2 separate regions of the Mus musculus genome follow, and region 2 is linked to region 1. The links are chromatin loops, found by intact Hi-C in ENCODE. Cell type or tissue: heart. All regions are shown on one strand. Each heading gives the region's core, and the rest is flanking DNA. Links, peaks and the distances in the headings are about the cores only.

Region 1 (9,889 bases), core at 3,263-7,262:
TTGCTGTATAGTTTTGTCTGCCCTCAGAATTCACAGATCTTTGCTGGCACTGAAGCCCTTTAGGACAGTGCTGTTTTATTTACAATGGACTCACTCCCTGATATTTACCTACTGAAGTCATCATGGAAAATAGGACAGCAATCCTAAAAATAGATGGATTTAGCAAGGCATGGTAGGTCATGCCTATAATCCTAGTACTGGGGAAGCTGAGGCAGTCTCATGTAGCCCAGAAGTGGCCTTGAACTCACTACCCAGCTGAGGTTCTCATGTCCATCTCTTAAACACTCAGGAGAGATGGAGAGCCTAAGTCCAGCCTGAACCACACACCCAGACCCTGTCAAAACAGCAAGTCAAGCAATTCAACCAGGTTATACAAGCAGTGCCTACTACCTGAGGGTTGGGGAGTTGGCTCAGACTCTGCTGAGTTCAAGCCTACATTTTCAAAGGGGTGTTAAAGACATTCTTTTATTATTACAACATCTGGATGAAATCAGTTATATAGCTGACAAAACACTGGACAAATAATGGAAACATTTTTCAAGATTCTTTATAATATTGTAACATCAGAGAACTTTTCTCTATTTTGTATTTTAAACGACTTTATGTGTATGTTTTGCCTGTGTGTATATATGCAACACATGCAGGCTTGTTGTCCATGGAGGCCAGAAGGTGGCAATAGATCTACTGGAATTATAGCTGTGGGTAGTAGCACCAGTATGTGCTGGAACCAAACCTCAGTCAACTCCAAGAGCAGCCAGTGCTTGCTTCTAATGGCAGAACCACTCTCCAGCCATTTTTGTTTACTGATACACGGCTACCATTCTCAACGTAAGTCTTTACTTCTTAAATTCTAGGAAAATAGAGTAAAACTTGGTACCACAAGTCTACTGCATAAAAGTACACCAACTGAAGTTTCGTTCCAAAACTGTTATCCACTGAGTATGCAGTTCAGTTGGTAGAATGCTTGCCAGGCATGCACCAAGCCCTGGCTCCATCCATAGCACATGGTAAGACAGGCATGGTTGTAACTATAAGATCATAGCACTTGGATCAGAAATTTAAGATCAGGGCTGGAGAGATGATAGTTCAGCGGTTAAGAGTATTGACTGCTCTTCTAGAGGTCCTGGGTTTAATTCCCACCAACCACATGGTGGCTCACAACCATCTGTAATGGGATCTGATGCCCTCTTCTGGTGTCTCTGAAAACAGCTACAGTGTACTCAATATCAAGAAATAAGAGGCAAGCGGATTTCTAAGTTCGAGGCCAGCCTGGTCTACAGAGTGAGTTCCAGGACAGCCAGAGCTATACAGAGAAACCCTGTCTCGAAAAACAAAAAAACAAAAAAAGAAAGAAATCTTAAAAAATGAAAAAAAGAAATTCAAGGTCACCCTCAGAGACATAGTGAGTTTCAACCTAGCCTAGTCTAAATGAGACTTGCCTCAAAAACAAAAAGTTTATTGTATTTTAACTGCTGAGTTAGTAAAATGGTTCAATTCCTTTAAAAAGAAAGAAAAAAAAAAGAGATAAATTGATTGATTTGGGGGGCTGGAGAGATGGCTCAGTTGTTAAGACAACTTGGCATTCCTGCATAACACATGAGCTCAGTTCTGAGAACCCACATTAGATGGCTCACAACCACCTGTAATTGCACTACAAGAGAATCAACACACTCTTCTGCACCTGCACTCACATGAACAAACATACATGCAGTAATTACGGTCTTTTGAATGAGAATGGTCCCCACAGGCTCCTATATTTTAATTCTTGGTCCACAGTTGGTGTTAGTGTCTTGGGAAGAATTAGGAGGTATGGCTTTGTTGGAAGTAATACAGCTGCTGCCATGCTTCCAGTCACAGTGATCATGGACTCACCTCTGGAAAACTCAAGTCTAATAAAGCGATGCTTCTCTAAGTTCCCATGGTCATGGTGTCTCTTCATGGCCACAGAAAAGTAACTACTACACCAATGTGCATAATTTAATTAAAATCTTTTTTTGGGGGGGGGTGGGGGGAAAGTGGGGCTGGAGATATGACCAGCAATTAAGAACACTGACTAATTAATAATAAAGGGCTTGGTAGCTCAATCAAAAAAGAATTGCCAATCAAGCAATAAGGTCCTGAGTTAATCTCCAGAACCCACATGAAAAGACAAGGCATGGTAGCGTTTACTTGTATTTCCAGCATTGGTAAAGCCGAAACCCAGTGAGCTTGGGGCTCTCTAACCAGAAGTTTATCCTCTTTGGCCCACTCCAGGCCAGTAACAGATCCTGTCTCAAAAAGCGGAGGTGGGATGTGGAATGAAGACATGATCCAGTGGTTAAGAGCACTTGCTACACAATCTGGAGACCTGAGTTTGGATCCCAGAACCCACATAACAAGTCTGGCATCATCCTGCATCCACCAGGAATCCATGCACTCTGAGGATCCAAGGCAGGAAGACTGCTAGGCCTTGCTGACTGTCAGCCGAGCAAAACACACAAGCCTCAGGTTAAGGGAGACACCTGACCTGGAAGAAATAAGGCAGAGTGACACAGTAAGATGCCCACAGTTAAGAAGAAATTCTGCCTCAAAGGAATAAGACAGAAAGTTACAGAGGTGGATATCCGGTGTCTTCTGGCCTGTGTACAAGTGCACACTGAACATAGTAATTTCCCACTGTATATACCTCCAGTGGTGAATCTAATTTTCCAAAATTCAACAGGCCAAAACATATCCTGTTTGACACAAAAAGGAAGGAGGAAAAAGCAACAACAAAAGGCTCTATTTTATGACTTAAGTATCATGCATGTACTGAACATGGGATCAATAAATTAGAAGACATGGAAGAATTCTCCACATGGAAAAAAGAAATCTTGAGCTAGGAATGTAGCCCCCGGAAAAGGAAGTTAAGGCAGATGGTAAAGAGAGCAGGGGGTTAGTCTCACTGGGTCTGTCGTTCTCTGTTCTCCGCTCAGACCTACCATCCCATCTCATAAGAGGCTGAGGCTACGCAGGGATGTCAGCTACAGCAGGAACCACTGGGTGCTATGCCATAACTAACAGCAGACTAGAATTTAAGAAAACTCTTACATTCTCAGGTTAATTTTCAAAGGTTTGCTAAGAACCTACACCTCACCTTTTGAGGTTTTTGCTTGGTTTGGTCTGGCTTTTGATTTTGAAACAAGGTCTCACTATGTAGCATGGAACTGACTTTGTAGACCAAGATGGCCATGAACTAAGATATCCCCCTGCTTCTGCAAAGATTAAAGGAATTCCAGCCTATTCTCCCTCTGTTTGGTAAGTACCTATGATGACTCTGCCCACCTCAAAATTGAAGAAGCAAGCAATCAAATAACAATAAATAAAATCAATTATTTCTACTGGTGATGACACTCACAGCTTTAATCCAGCACTCAGGAGGCAGGAGCAAGCAGATCTTGAGTTGGAGGCCATCCTGGTCTACAGAGTGAGTTTCATGACAGCCAGGGATACATATAGAAGCCCTGCCTTGAAAAACCAAAGTCAAAACAAACAAACAAACAAACAAACAACTGTTTCATTAAAAAAGATTCTTAAATCGTACTTTTTAAAAAGTTTTGATAGTTTATATAGGATGGCACATGCGAGTGATTCCAGCACTTGAAGATAGAAGCAAGAAGACCACTGCAAGTTCAAGGCCAGCCTGATCTTCACAGAACACTGCAGGCCAGCCTCTCAAAATTCCCCACTCAGAAAAAAAAATAGAAAAAAATTACTATTTCCTGCTTACAGACTTAAGCTAATATTGATAAGGAAATGACTATTTGGTCAAGAAAGTGTTGTTTTAGTAATTGGTTTAAAATCAGAACAGGGCAGCTAGAAAAGCTTCTGACTTACTAACGTGTCTCTACGGCCTTAACAAGAGAGACACTTTGCAGTCTGAAGAGTTATATAAGGATTTTGCAACATGGGATCAGTTTGAAATCTTGTTTACTCTAATCAGACATGGGCTATTTTGCTACAAGGTCTGATTTTCTCTAACATTTTTCAGTTGTATAGTTTTATTCTATAATTCATCAAATATTCCAATAGTTTCCTGACAATTTACTTCATCTTCATGTAAAAAAAATAATAATTTAGGATTTAAAAAACTGATATTCAGGGGCTGAAAGGAAGGTTCAGTAGTTGTGAGTATGTGTTACTCTTCTAGGACCTAATGTCAGTTCCTAGCATCCACATCACGGGGCTTTCAACTGCCTGAAACTCTTGCTGCAGGGGATCCAACACCCTATTCTGGACTCCTCCCATTCCTGCACTCACAAGTAGACATTATCATATACATAATTTCTAAAGCTTAAAAATATTTTTTTTAAAGTTGATATTGACACATGAATTTGAAGCCAACCTGGGCTACATATAAGTTCTAGGACTCTCTCTCTCTCTCTCTCTCTCTCTCTCTTAAAAAAAAAGGCTGTTTCCAAAAATAATGGGAAAACAATACATTTCCCAGTGTTTCAGCTATTGTGTGTATGTATATACATACGTGTGTGTACCCTGTTACTGTAATATAGTACATTAACAAGATAAAATTTAAAAGTTCAATGTGAAATAGCAGAGACCAATATTACACAACCCTCCCTCCAAACTCTTCGATGATACAGACTTCTGGGAAATGATGGATTTACTTTGTTGGAAAATAACAAGGTAAATTAGCCCAACTAAAATGAAATACTTCCTAAGATGTAACTGAATACAGTAGAAAGGACTGAGAGGGAGACTGCAGTGATCCAAAGTCAACCGGGGGCTGGAATGAGACAAGACTCAAAATAAGATGAACGAGAGACAGAGACAGACAGACAAACAAGCAAGAGGACGTCCACAGACAAATGGCGCGGGACATTTTTCTGAAAGAACAGGAGTTGCTCCACCTCGACCTAACAAGATTTAAACCTGGGTTCTGGACTAAAGACCTGTCCTGAACTATTACCATTACCCAAACCTCTGCCTTCAGCAGCAAGACACTAATAACTACGCTAAAACCCTAAATTTCAAAGTATAGGAGTTACAAGAATCTGAGCAGATTCTCAAAGAACTAAGTTTTCCATTTAAATGTAAACCAAGTGTAGAATCAAGCAAGACTTTGCAAAACGTCAACGTGGCCCCGTCTATAGCCCAGTTTACGCTCGCAGTTACACCAAGTCAGTTTGCCCAGTTACTTACTAGGCATCAGGGGAACATCAGCTGGCAGAGGGTTAAAAGACCACAACACTCCCTAACACCGCAGGCAGAGTGGAGACGCTGGCCAAGCGCCACCACTACTCCAGAAGTTGGGGCACGGAGCCCCCAAACACCCGTCACCCGTTCCCCAGGTCCTCCGGGCAGGGCGCCTCCTCGACACCCCTCCCCCAACACCCGAACGCCACGGCCCTGCTGCTCTGCTCTGGCTCTCCGCACTTGTCAGTCCTTTCTGCCGCCTCACCTGGGTTAGCTGTAGTCGCCGCCATGGTCGAGATGGCACCGTCCCTGCGCCACCCTCGGTGGGAGGGGCAGCCGCCACCGAGCTGGGGGAGGGGAGGGAAGAGCCACTCCGCAGATTAGGCACCTTACCGCCGCCACCGCTACCGCGGAATCCAAGATGGCGGACGCCCACCCCCCTCCCCATCCTGGGCAGAAGACACGCCCCAAACTATGGGCGCGGTCAGTCTCCAGACAGCCTCCCTGGGAGAACTGGCCAATAGAAACAGTAAGTCGCCATAGAGGCCGGGCTAGTGACTCGGCCAGTGAGTCCGGTGACCCGAGGAGTGCTAGGAAGCCTGAGCTAGGAAGCCAACCAGCTGTTTCCCTAATCCGGCCTTCTCGGCGTCAGAGATTCATAACCAAATTGACGTCAGTGAAATGCAAAGAAAACGAGCATTTTACTAAAATGTTTTCTTTCTTAGTGGGCTCATCAGCATATGCTTCCTACAGACGATTTGTTATGCAAACCCTCTTTATAGGTTCTAACACAGGGATCACTAATCCATTCTAGGTTGTTTTTTCTTTATGAACTTTTGTCACTAGTAAAAGTCCGATAACTAATTCTTAAGAGTTGGCTCTGAAGCTGGTAGGAAAAAGCTGGGTGATTACGTGGTACCAAAGATGCCAACATTTGAAATGGAGACAACGAACAAAGAATTTTTATTAAACAAGTATTCCAGAACTCAGAATGCAAAGACCAGTCTGTACTACAAAATGAAACTAGTCCCTTTCTCTGCCCTCCAAAAGTGAGGTGTCCTATGTCACAAGTTTTTTTAAAATGACAAGGTAGTAAACACACAGACGTAATGTCTAATTATAAGAACTGAGCAATTCAGAACAGACAATGTCGACTCAAAACACTGTGAGATAAATTCTATAATTTTACAAATCAAGAACTACAAGCAGGGGCTGGAGAGATGGCTCAGCGGGTAAGAGCACTGACTGCTCTTTCAGAGGTCCTGCGTTCAAATCCCAGCAACCACATGGTGGCCCACAACCACCCCTAATGAGATCTAACGCCCTCGTCTGGTGTGTTTGAAGACAATTACAGTGTACTTATTTAGAATAATAAATAAATCTTTGGGCCAGAGAAAGCAGGAACTGAGTGAGCCGACCAACTGGAGTGGGCGAGGTTGATTGGAGCAAGCAGAGGTCCTAAAGTCAATACCCAATAACCACATGAAGGCTCACAGCCATCTGTACAGCTACAGTGTACTCATATACATAAAATAAATAAATAAATCTTAAAAATATATATTTAAAAAAAAAAAAGAACTACAAACAGATCCAGGCATAGTGATGCATGCCTTTAATCCTAGTACTCAGGAGGCAGAGACTGGCCAATTTCTCTGAGTTCAATGCCAGCCTGGTCTACATAGTGAGTTCTAAGACAGCAGGAGCTATATATAGAAAGACACTATCTCAAAAACAAACAAAAACCAAAGACATGAAACAAAGGCCACCTTGCAAATTAATCCAGTAGTGAGAAGCAAAGTGAATGAAACTAACACCCAAAGTCTATTATATTCATCACCATGTATATGTGGACTGGGGGGAGGAGGGTAATTTTGTTCTTTGAAACAAGGTCTCATGTAGCCTAGACTGACCCCAAATTCACTATGAGGATGAAAATGGTCTTGAATTCACCCTCTCCTTCCAATGTTAGAACTATAAGCATATGGCACTACTCTTTGGCTTGTTGTCAGTCTGATTCACCAAAAAAAATTTTTTTAATTAGCCATAAAGACGACTCCACTACACAGCTACACCTAACATCCCAAGATCCAATGCTCTGAACTTACACAAGGAGAGGACTCCTGCAAATTATCTTCAACTTTCCTCACACCAAAACATGTGCACTCACACATACACAAAAATTTTAAAAACATTTAGAAGTAGAACTGACAAGATGGCTCAAGAGCTAAAGGTACTTGAAGTTGGATTCTCCAAAAGCCACACAATGGTTCGAGGAGAGAACTAACTCCCATTCACTAAAAAGAGGTGCAGTGAGAGGCGCAGTGACATCATGCTGGCTTCTCGTTTGTTGGTTGCTTGCTTGCTTTAGGTTATTTGGTTGGTTTGGTTGGTTTGTTTAGACATTTTCTTGGGGTTTTGAATAGTTTTATTTTTAATTATGTGAATGTGTCTGCATTTAAGTCAGTACACCTGAGTATTGGAACACAATTAGACAGACAAGAAAGATCCCATTAACCTGGAGTTTCAAACAGTTGTGAACAGATAGAAATCCACCTGCTTTCACACTTTCATTTGCTGGCATTAAAGGGGGGCACCACTATGCCAAGATGGAGGCATTGCCTTAATGGCTTTTCCTCCTCTCAGATGATCTTAGCTTGTGTCAAATTTACAAAAACAAAACAAAACAAAACAAAACATGACATCTATATGGCACACTTTAATATAAGAAATTGTAGTTCACTGGCATTACATGCTTTTAATCCCAGTACTTGGGAGGTAGAGGCCAATGGATCTCTTTGAGTTGGATGCCAGCCAGGTCTACAAATTAAGATCTAAAGCAGCCAGGATGATTAACACAAAGAAACTATGTGTTGAAAAACCAAACAAAAAGTCATGGTTAAAAACTTTTTTTTTTTAGTATATAATAGACATGTTGATTACACCTATAATCATGTAGTAAAAAAAGCCATGTGTAGTGGCTATTCCTGGTTGTCAACTTGACAATATTTGGAATGAACTACAATCCGGAATTGGAAGGCTCACCAGTGACCCTTATCTGGAGGCTTGGAGATCCTTATCTGGATCTTGGTTTGAAGATCTTGAGCCATAGTGGCTATGGATTCCAGAAGATTGAATCTCCGAGTTAAGGAACACACCTTTAATCTGGGCTATGCCTTTCATCTGGGATTAAAGGTGTGGTGGAACACACCTTTAATCTGGGCTACACCTTCTGCTGGAGACAATATAAGGACATTGGAAGAAGGGAGTCTAGCTCTTGCTCTTGCTCCTTCGCCTGCTTGCTGCGTGAGACTGAGTAACTGCTAGATCCTTGGACTTCCATTCACAGCTGCGACTGAACAATTGTTGGGAATTGGGCTGCCGACTGTAAGTCATCAATAAATTCCTTTACTATCTAGAGACTATCTGTAAGTTCTGTGACTCTAGAGAACCCTGACTAATACACCATGATACAAGGATCACTTCAAGTTTGAGGATAGCCTGGCCTACATGGTTAGGCCGAGATAGCCCGAGTGACAAACAGTGTGGGTTGTAAGCTTGCGAATCTGAGTTTGAATCCCCCCAATTCATGTTAAAAAAGGAAAAAAAAACAAAACAAAACAAAACCTGAACATTGCTAAATATGTAACTCTGGTGCTTGTTGGATAGAAACACATCCCCAAGTGGCCAACTAGCCCAATGGCACTAAGTCAGAACATAATAGAGGAAGACACTGGATGTTGTTGTAACTTGATGCTTAGAGTTTACTGCTTCATGTACTACATACATAGCACACATCAGAACCACAATGCAAAACAAACAAAAAAAAAAGTTACCAAGGGAAGTATTTACTAAATGTTTCATGGTGTTCATGGACCAGCCCACTGTGAGTGGTACCATTCCATAGACTTCATAAATACACAAATAAAGAGAGTGATTGGAGGAGCAGCAGGATGAGACACTCCCTCTGTTTCCAGATTGCAGAACAATGTGACCAGATGCTTTAGGCTTTTGCCACTGTGATTTCCCCGACCATCATGGATATGATCTGGAACTTGGAACCAGGATCAGCCCCCTTAACCTTCAAATGATTTTGTCAGATTATTTGATCACCATAACTGAAAAAGAAACTCAGACATAGGCAAACTACACACAAACACATGGGGGAAAAGACAGAAAATAAGTATACCTTATCTGAAATGGGGAAAGGAAGCAATCAGAATACAGAAAACACTTACGATGCTAAGAATACTTACTTGTTGTCATAATAAGTCAGTCAGGTATTTGGCATAGTAAGTAATGACAATGTGATTCTTTACGTGCAACATACTTGTCTTCCAGTATTTCAGCTTCCATTCTAAGACTTTTCTGACCAAAGCTTCATCATTTACCTGAATCAATACTGAGGACATCATCATCTTCATCAGGAATCTCAATGATCTCTGTGGGCCGGGAAGCTTCATCCTCAGAGCTACTGTCATGATACTGTAGTCCCAGCTTAGAGTAGAAATCCTTCACCAAAGACTCACAGTTAGTCACTTCCCTGATATTGGAACACATGCAGAAAAGATCAAAGCCAGTGGAGACAGTGCGGTACAAGAGCATTACAATGTATATACATTTATACAATACCTAGCCTCTGAGCTCACACATGTAATCCTAGTCCTTAGCCTGAGGAACCAAGGCTAGCTAGGTTTGAGGTCACTTTGGTCAATACAGT
Region 2 (9,889 bases), core at 3,137-7,136, 150 kb before region 1:
AAAAAAAGGTGAAATTATTACTTTGTTTTACTTTTGAGACAGGGTCTTAGCATGGCATTGATGAAGCCTTGGACTTTATAACTACCCTTAGCCTTCCAAGTGTTAGGATACATAGGCATTAATGGGGATTGCTGTTGAAAACAGATATTTTTTTTTAAAAAGATGTATTTAGCCGGGCGTGGTGGCGCACGCCTTTAATCCCAGCACTCGGGAGGCAGAGGCAGGCAGATTTCTGAGTTCGAGGCCAACCTGGTCTACAAAGTGAGTTCCAGGACAGCCAGGGCTATACAGAGAAACCCTGTCTCCAAAAAAAACCAAAAAAACCCCAATCCTCCCCCCCCAAAAAAGATGTATTTATTTTATCTATATGAGTGCTCTATCTGCCTGTATAGCTGCATACCAGAATAGGGTAACAGATTACATTACAAATGGTTGTGAGCCACCATCTGGCTGCTGGAAATTGAACTCAGGATCTCTGGAAGAGCAGCCAGTGTTCTTAATGGTTGAGCCATCTCTACAGATACGTACATACAAATAAAAAAAAAACTTAAAAAATTGTTACAAGATCCACAGAAGAAAATGAAAAACAAAAAAACTAAAAACCTATTGTTCCCCCTGCTCCTTGTTTTGACAAGGTCTCTCTACGTAGTCCTGGCTGTCCTGGAATTCACTATGTACACGCATTAGGCTGGTCTAGAATTCTCAGAGAGCTGCTTGCTTCTGCCTCTTTGAGTGCTGGGGTTTAATGAGTGCACCACCACAAATGGCACACCTGGCTCCCTTTTGGTTTTCTGAGATAGGGTTTCTTTTTTTTTTTTTTAAGATTTATTTATTTATTATATGTAAGTCACTGTAGCTGTCTTCAGACACTCCAGAAGAGGGCATCAGATTTCGTTATGGATGGTTGTGAGCCACCATGTGGTTGCTGGGATTTGAACTCGGGACCTTCAGAAGAGCAGTCGGCGCTCTTAACCACTGAGCCATCTCACCAGCCCCTGAGATAGGGTTTCAAACTGCCAAGTACCTCAGGTTAGCTTTGAATTCAATATGTGAGTGAGATGATCTAGAACTCCTGATCCTCCTGCCTCCACCTCCCCAGTGCTGGAATCATAGATGTAAATCCACCAATCATGGCTTGAAAAAATTATTTATACTATAAGAAACTCAGTTATTTGTTTCTGTAAAACAGATAGTCATGCATATTCCTTGTTTTTATTTGCTTGTTTTAAGACATAGCCCTGATGAGCCTATAACTCATTGGGTAGATCAGGTTGGCCTTGAACTCTTGGGGATGTTCTTGGTGTTGGGAATTCTAGCCTCACAAATGTGTGCCACCATATCTGCTGTTGTTCTTGTCTTTGAAACTTCTCTTCAAAGCTCAAGAAGACTTCACTATATGGGTCTCTTTCTTAGTTTAATAAAAGATCACTGCTCTACCATCAAACTAAGCTAGGAAATAGGTACTAACACAATGCTATCCATCTCTTTCATCTATAATTTTCCAATTAAATTATACTTCAAGTAATTATATTTCTGGATTCTATCTTGTAGATATTCTCTTTCCCATGTTCCTCCAACTCCAATGTAGGTGGAGTCTTACTTCCTAAAATATTCTAAGACTTGTGTGTTTGAATTGAACTAGAAAACTTAAGTCATTACCTCTTTATCTTTTAGCCCCAGGAGCAATACTTCTTCCATAAGAGTGAGGCGGATATCCTTAGAGTCTCCAGGGTCTTCATTATCTGGACTCCTTTCTTGATTAGTGTCTTCCTCACTTTCTATTTTCTTTTCAGAGCTCTTACTTACTTCAGTTCGACGGGTTCTATGAGTTAATGTTGTCATTCTTACCTGTTGGTAAAGAGATGTGAAAAATATCTGTGTGCTTTAGTAAATAAACAAATACAGGTTCACAGAAGACCTACACGCATAAACACACCACATACATGGGAAAATATGTAAGTTTAAATACAGAAAGAGATAGTATAAACATTGAACATGATTCTCTTTTTCAAAGTATAGCAAGCTTAAATTCCAAAGAAAGCAACGAAAAGTGATGACCAATAATTTAAAAGTCCACTAGAAAGACCATATTTTATCATGCTTATTTCTTGGGCATTGCCTACAACCCAGAAGTGAATTTGTATCACCATGAAATGGGTCCCCAAATTAAATAAGATGGGTTAGCAAAACTTCATGAGCATGTGGCTTCTTGAGTTACACATAATTTGTAATTTTTGTAACGTTAAACACATTTTAAAATTATTGTGTATTCACGTACATAATATTTGTGGGTGCTTGTGCCATGTGCACATGAGGAGGTCAGAGAACAACTTGTTGTAGTTCACTTTCTCTTACCTTTCAACAAGTTCTGAGCATTGAAGTCAGGTTGCTTAGCCTGTATAGCAATTGGCTTTACCCACCCATTGAACCATCTCTCCATGTCTATGTTTTAATATTTTTTTCCTTTTAATTTATGTTGTATACATGAGTTTTTTGCCTGCATGTGTGTCTGTGTACCCACATGTCGTGCTTGGTGCCTGAGCAAGTGTGAGTCTCCATGTGGGTGCTGGGAATCAAATCCAGGTACTTTGCATAAACAAGTGCTATTAACCATTGAGCCAACCCTCCAGACCAGTATTTTCTTTCTTTCTTTTATTTTGTTACCATAACAACTCATTTCCAAGTATGGCAATTTAGCATTCTATCTGGTTATTTTGTGAAAACACAAATAACTTCAATAACAACAAAAGCCCAGCAAGAATGTTAAAAGATTATCAAATTTGCAAAAGAAAATGGGGCTAGGGCTGGAGAGATGGCTCAGTGGTTAAGAGCACTGACTGCTCTTCCAGAAGTCCTGAGTTCAATTCCCAGCAATCACATGGTGGCTGACAACCATCTGTAATGGGATCTGATGCCCTCTTCTGGTGTGACTTCTTCAGACAGTGTACTCATATACATGAAATAAATAGAATGTCTTTTTTTTTTTAAGTATAGAATAGGGTTTATTAAGGGCATGGGGAGGGGAGTTACGAGGGTAGTAGAGGCAGAGAAAGAGAGTAGAGAAGTAGAGGAGTCATGAGCACGTGGAGAGAGAGGTGGGACGGGAATGGGGAGAGAAAGGGGAAGGGAAGCAGGGAAAGAGCAAGGGAGGAGCAAGAGACCAAGAGGGCAAGAACTAAAATAAGTCTTTTTAAAGAAAGAATTCATTCAAAAAAGAAAAAGAAAAAGGGGCTAGAATATGGCTCAGTGTTACAGTTACAGCATAGTGTTATTTAGCATATATAAGGTCCTAAGTACCATTCCCATAAATGGGGGAAAAAAAATCTGAGCACACACCCTTTTATACTAAGCATTACACTTGTCTAAGTCATCTGTGATAAAGCTTAAAGTTAGCACAGTTCATACAAATGTAAATGTATTTTATTTTTCGTTTGTTTAGAACGAAACAAAACAGGGTTGCTCTGTGTAAATGTCCTAGCTATCTTGGAATTCATTATGTAGACCAGGCTGGCCTTGAACTTAGAGATCCACCTGCCTCTGCTCCCCAAGTGCTGGAATTAGAGGTGTGTCACCACTGCCTGGTATAAATGTCAATTTTTATGATTAAAAGCAAGTCAAAAACTATCAGCAATTATATATCTTTGAGGTCAAAAGAATAATATTTAAAATGTGCTATGGTTGTGCCTAGTTCAACAATTTTATCTTGCTTTCTTTCTGCCTCTGATCCTTGTGATCTTGGAGTTTTCTTCCTTTTCCTTTCCTCCCTAAATACTGTCTGTCCAGTCTTTGAAGGCCTACTAAAGACAAGTGAGGCCTTAAGGTGAATTCTATCTCTCCACTATGCATATATTAAACACTTAGAAATGGATTTTTCTTCAGTTGTATGTAAACAGAAATTTATACTTAAGCCCTTTAAAATGTTTATTATAGTCCCTCTTTTGTTATGGCTGTCTGTTACATTAAACTTCTCCAGGGCTGAAATATTGTCATCTTTTAATTTTTATATTCTCCATAGCAACTAGCACAATATCTTTAACGTTTTAACTGCTCAAATAAATATATACTCATTAAACAGCACCAGAAATACACACCAAGAGTCTTACAAACAATTCTTCATACAAGCGTATATTTCAAATATAATTTTCAGGGGAAGTAAGAAGAGTGAAGGAACAGAACACAGAACAATGCCTTAGGGTGCCAATTCCATTTGGCATTATTTCCAAACCCAATCCAAGAAACTTTAACACCCCGGGGAGAATGGGGGCAATTTTCTTTGAGGAATTCATCATTTCCCTGTGGCCACTTATTAGTTAAAATACCCTACTTGAAAACATGATGAGCAACAACAAATAAGTAAAAACCACCCTTTCTCTCTAAAGTAAAATACTGACCAGCTCTGTTGGATGTTAAGAAGTGTTATATTTGCTCACCTGACGTTGCTCCTGAGCTGCAGTGGGACGTAGGCTGCAGTTCGCGCTCTCGTTTTGGAGGGCACCTGTTTCCCGTACCCTAGGCGGGTTCCAGTAGGTGAAAAACTTCTCAGCCACACAGAGAGTACAAACTTCCTGATCCTTCGTTGCAGAGAGGGAATAACACATCAGCTTCCTCAGGATCACTAGGCAACCTACCTTGGTGTTTCTTCATTGGGCCAATCAGAAACCCCCAAGTTTGACTCTAGCCAATCGGAGCTTACGAGGGGAGGTCCTCCGGGCTATTGTGTTGCGATCCAGACAAACATCACCAAAAGGAGGCAGGTTTGGGTTCAACCTGACAGCTGGTCTGTCCAATGAAGGAACCTCGGTGGCTGCGAGGAAAAGGCTGCATCCCACCCCGATGAAATTACCCAATCAAAGTATTCTGTGAGATAGCACAGTGCTGCCAATCACGAAAGGATTCTGTTGGCCAATTTCAGTGTAGCAGGTGTTTTTCTGTAGCTGTCTGTATTGGCACTGCTGGTTAAGAAATGTTGGCATCCAAGCAATAAGGCTAAGAGTAAACTCTGAGCTTAACTTTGCCTCTAGAAAAACGTAATCTGACTCGGTTTGTGCTGTTTATACTGAACAGCATGGGTACTATTACACACATAACAGCTCTAGAGGGATGTTATCCCACTTTGATAATCCTGTAGCTACTGTACAGTTTGGAATATGGCTGCTAAAATTACAAGACGGAAACAGATCAAGTTTTTAGGTCTTCCTTTTCTGAAGCAAAGGAAGCAAATAGCTTGGGTGGGGCTAGGTTCCAGGTCTCTCAGCAAAACAATTGTTCACACTACCACTCAAAAGTTCTAAAATGTGTCCACCTCGCGAAAGATATACTTACTTAAATTCTCTCAAAATTAATAGCTGAACACTTTCTGTTAATTAAATAACTAGAAGCCCTGAAAGACCCTGCACACTGAGCATCTTAGTCATGGTATTAAGATGCCGGTCTTTTTTTTATTGGCCATTGCTTTTATCATTTTTGCTCTAAATACATATTTAAAAGTTGTTAATAGGGCTGGTGAGATGGCTCAGCGGTTAAGAGTGCCGACTGCTCTTCCAAAGGTCATGAGTTCAAATCCCAGCAACCACATGGTGGCTCATAACCATCTGTAATGAAATCTGATGCCCTCTTCTGGTGTGTCTGAAGACAGCTACAGTGTACTTACATATAATAAATAAATAAATATTAAAAAAAAAAAGTTGTTAATAACACACTATATCAAAATAGCAAACATTGTTTTAATAGCACCAAGTAAATGGTACAGTTTTAACATAAGTAAAAAGTGTATCCTTACAGAATTTTAAAGTCAGAATAAACACTTCAAAAATGGTTTTAGAGGGCCTTAAAACTTAACACATTTAAAAAAAAAGCTTTCTTTAAAATAGAAGGCAGGTTGTATTCAGTGGATATGAGCAGAATCAATGACATTTGTATTTTTGTTTAGTCAAAAGTTCCCTTGGATTTATCTCAGGTAAACACAATATAATAGCTAAAACTTTTATTAGTTTAATAACTATGAACTACAAAATAATTTTCAGAGGTACAGAAGGCACACCTTCAAATAATACAGCATATTAGTTTAAATGTTGAGAACTGCAAATTTGCATAAGAAAAATAATTTTTAGGTATGTTCCTTTGGTTCACTAACTCTCCTTTTCTTCAGCACTGACTCTTGACTAGATTCCAAGACGTGAAGGACCTGTTAAAAGAAAACAACTACGTAAGAGACTTTAATTTTTTGGGGGTGGGGTTCAAGACAGGGTTTCTCTATATAGCCCTGGCTGTCCTGGAACTCACTTTGTAGACCAGGCTGGCCTCGAACTCAAAAATCCGCCTGCCTCTGCCTCCCAAGTGCTGGGATTAAAGGCGTGAGCCACCACGCTCGGTGAGACTTTAATTTTTTTACAGTTTAAAATTAAAAAAAATGTGTGTATATGTTTGTTTCCCTGTGTGTGGGTAGAGTACATGAATGCAGGTTCCCTTAGATGCCAGAGTGTGGCACTTGATTCTCTAAAGCTGGGATAGAAGGGAGTTGTGAGCTGCCAGATGAGTGTGTTGGGAACAAAACTCTAGTCCTCTGTTAGAGCAGTAGGTGTTCTTAATAACACCTTTCCAGGCCCCCAATTACAAATTTCTTAATATTTATTTGTGGTGTGTTGTGTGTGAAAATACAAGTATGCAGGTCAGAAGACACTTATAGCAGTTGGGTCTCTCCTCTTGTTATGTGGGGTCCTGTAGATCAAATTTAGGTACCAGAGGGCAAAATGCTTTTAATGCTGGAGTATTTCACTGGCCAAAGATTTTCTAGTTTAAATATCTCTTAACTGAGGGCCCTCCCCCTGCTCACAATAAAAATAGTATGCTACAGTAAAATTTCTTTGTTTTTGAGACAGAGTCTCACATGATCTAGAATTGCTTCCTATGCACTATGTATAGCAAAGGTTGGCTTTGAACTTCTCATCTCTCATTGTACACTCAGTGCTGGGATCATGGGAATGTGCTCCTACATATGGTTTGGTGTGGTGGTGAAAGTCTAGTAACACAGGGTTCTATGCATGCTAAGCAGGCACTCTACTGACTGAATGACATCTCCAGCCCAGCATAGGTATTTTCTACTAAGATATGCTACCTGGGATAATTTTATTTATTTGTTTGTTTGTTTGTTTGTTTTTGTTTTTGTTTTTGTTTTTTGAGACAGGGTTTCTCTGTGTAGCCCTGGCTGTCCTGGAACTCACTCTGTAGACCAGGCTGGCCTCAAACTCAGAAATTTGCCTGGGATAATTTTAAAGTAGAGTATAATTTATTGTTGACATACAACTTATCTAAAAGTATATCCTCACAAAAGGTAAGATATTTGAGTTGTTTTAGATAGAAGAAAAATAATTGTAAGATTATATCACTGAAATAGTAAAATAAAAATTGGAGAAATGAAAAGGAAATAAAGATTTTAATCAAAAAACAGGAAAACATTTTACTTTGGGCCATGTGAGATTTAAATCTCTTTTAAGGTAGGGTAGCTCATGCCTATACTTGCAGCAGTTTGGTAGGCAGAAGCATTACGATCACAAGTTCATGCAGCCTCGGCTATATGGTTCCACCAATGCACAAGCTCCATCATGTCTTGATAAACCTTAGGCATCCAGTGTATCCATTTTGTTGTGTTCTTTTCCTTTTGTAGTGCTGAAGATGAAAACCCAAGTCCTCACAAATTAAAGGTAAGAACAATACCTTCATCTCCAGCAGATACATTTGAATATATGCAAAAATGAATTAGAGAACTTCCAACAAAATTCCTTTAATGAACTTTCATTTTCTGGAAAAAATTAAAGTATAAATGACAAACTAGATTGTGGTTCCTAAGAAAGTGTCAGTGTTTAAAACATTAAGAAAAATTTAAGCCTGGAGAGATGGCTCAGTGGTTGAGAGGATGAACTGCTCCTTTAGACCCTATGTTCCATTCCCAGCACCCGTCAGGTGTCTCACAAATCACCTTTAACTCCAAGTCCAGGGCATCTTGTTTGTCACCTACACTCAGGTGCATTTATCTGTGCAGAAACACAAACACATAAACTTACTTTCTTTCTTTCTTTCTTTCTTTCTTTCTTTCTTTCTTTCTTTCTTTCTTTCTTCCTTCCTTCCTTCCTTCCTTCCTTCCTTCCTTTCTTTTTTTTCTTTTTCTTTTCTTTTCTTTCTTTTTTTTTTTTTTTTTTGAGAAAATGTCTCTCTGCACTGCCCTGGCTATTCTGGAATGTTGACCACAGCTTTGAGGTATGTTCATGTGTATCAAAGTTGTTATCTTAATATACAGTAATGACATTCAGATATTTGCCACTTTATTTAACCCATTCAGTATCATTAGACTTACTGTTTTCCTAAATTGACGAAGACTTCTCTTCCGATTTTCTTTAGAAGTTTGTCCTTGTTGATTATTTCCATTTACCTTCACAAAGACAGAAAATTACTATTTCATTATTTCTCAAACAGGCAACAGTTGATTTCTTTAGCCTCATGATATTATATGAAGTTAAAAAGTTACACTGACACATAACTCAGATGCTACATAATTTACCTATTTTAAATACACAGTTGAGTAATTGACCACTATGCTCAGTATTAGAATACTTTCATCTCTCTGGAAGTCCTGTAGAAGGCCCATCTTCTTCAGCTATCGATCTCCTATCCCCCAGTCTCCTGCCATTTCCAATATTTTCTGTTTCAATCACTTTCCAAATGTTTCCTTGTATTTTAAGACAGAGTCTCTCTGTCTTCAGGATAGTCCTGGCTGTCCTGAAACTCACAGAGATCTGCCTGACTCTGCCCCCTTTTATTTATTTATTTATTTATTTATTTATTTATTTATTATTTATACTAGTACACTATAGTTGTCTTCAGACACACCAGAAGAGGGCATCAGATCCCATTACAGATGATTGTGAGCCACCATGTGGTTGCTGGGAATTGAACTCAAGACCTTTCAGAAGAGCAGTCAGTGCTCTTAACCGCTGAGCCATCTCTCCAGCCCCTGACTCTGCCTCCTTAGTACTGGGACTAAGTACTGGATGGGACTTAGTACTAGAAGTCATGACATCCAGTCCCAAATTCTGACTCTCACATGAACAGAATCTTGGTATATGGTCTCTGTGGTTTGGATTCTTCCAGTTTAGTTGTTGTATGTGTATTGATGTTTTATTCATTTTATGGCTGAATAATTCTACTGTATGGCTATAATTTTTTGTCCAATTATCTGTTGGTAGACATTTTTAACTTCTTGATGACAGTGATTAATAACATAGTTATTAAATATTATAATGTAGAAAATTATACATAGTTGTTAAATATTATAATGTAGAAAATTGTCATATTACTTTCTCTAAAAGGTCTTTTTTTTTTTTTGCTTTACATTATTTAACAGAAATTTTTCAAGAAGATTTTTGAGACAGTGTCTTACTAGGTAGATACAAACTTGACATGTAGCCCAGGCTGGCTGAACATTTATAATCTTCTTGCCTATGCTTCTTGAGTGTTACAGGTGTCTGGCACCATCCTGATACATCTTTTCTTATGCTTGAAATTGCCTTTTCAGCTGGAGGTATGGCTCAGTGTTTTGCATGTGTAAGGCCCTGGATTCCTAACAGGGAACAGCTGAAATCTTTTTTTTTTAATTTAATTTGAAATTTTTATTCATGTAAATAGGTGTATGCCATGTGTGTTCAGGTATCAGACAGTTATGAGCCACCCATGGTTGTTGAGAACTGAACTCAGGTCCTCTGGAAGAACAGCAAACAACTCTTAACCACTGAGCCATCTCTCTAGTCCCTCAAATATCCTTAATATTATTGAGCATTTTTATTTCTTGCCCTTCTAAAGCCATTTAATTTGTAGCATCAGAAATACTCTTCCTATG

What was found. A loop is a pair of places that touch in the nucleus more often than their neighbours do. Peaks named below come from ENCODE experiments on the same cell type or tissue, not always from the same donor. Only the 100,000 strongest peaks of a DNase experiment are listed, where the experiment ranks them.
Region 2: it touches region 1 in a loop (2.1-fold over the local background); 1 of 42 quality-filtered maps calls a loop at or near these places.

Annotation. Positions count from the first base shown.
Region 1 is chr3:95,430,110-95,439,998 of GRCm38, reverse strand. Arnt (aryl hydrocarbon receptor nuclear translocator) reads right to left here and starts at 5,609. Exons shown (of 22, transcript NM_001037737.2): 1 at 5,438-5,609. The coding sequence starts at 5,462. It also overlaps the pseudogene Gm4349. In heart, for the core only: no CTCF peak of the experiment used is centred there; a DNase peak (open chromatin) is centred at 5,678; H3K4me3 peaks cover 2,001 bases; H3K27ac peaks cover 2,030 bases.
Region 2 is chr3:95,583,676-95,593,564 of GRCm38, reverse strand. It overlaps Hormad1 (HORMA domain containing 1), which reads right to left. Exons shown (of 15, transcript NM_001289532.1): 14 at 8,351-8,425; 15 at 5,705-6,184. The coding sequence ends at 6,107. Golph3l (golgi phosphoprotein 3-like) reads right to left here and starts at 4,631. Exons shown (of 5, transcript NM_146133.3): 1 at 4,431-4,631; 2 at 1,660-1,848. The coding sequence starts at 4,598. Gm40097 (a long non-coding RNA gene) reads left to right here and starts at 4,748. Exons shown (of 3, transcript XR_867468.2): 1 at 4,748-4,920; 2 at 6,149-6,205; 3 at 7,664-7,684. In heart, for the core only: a CTCF peak has its summit at 4,758; a DNase peak (open chromatin) is centred at 4,754; H3K4me3 peaks cover 1,890 bases; H3K27ac peaks cover 1,243 bases.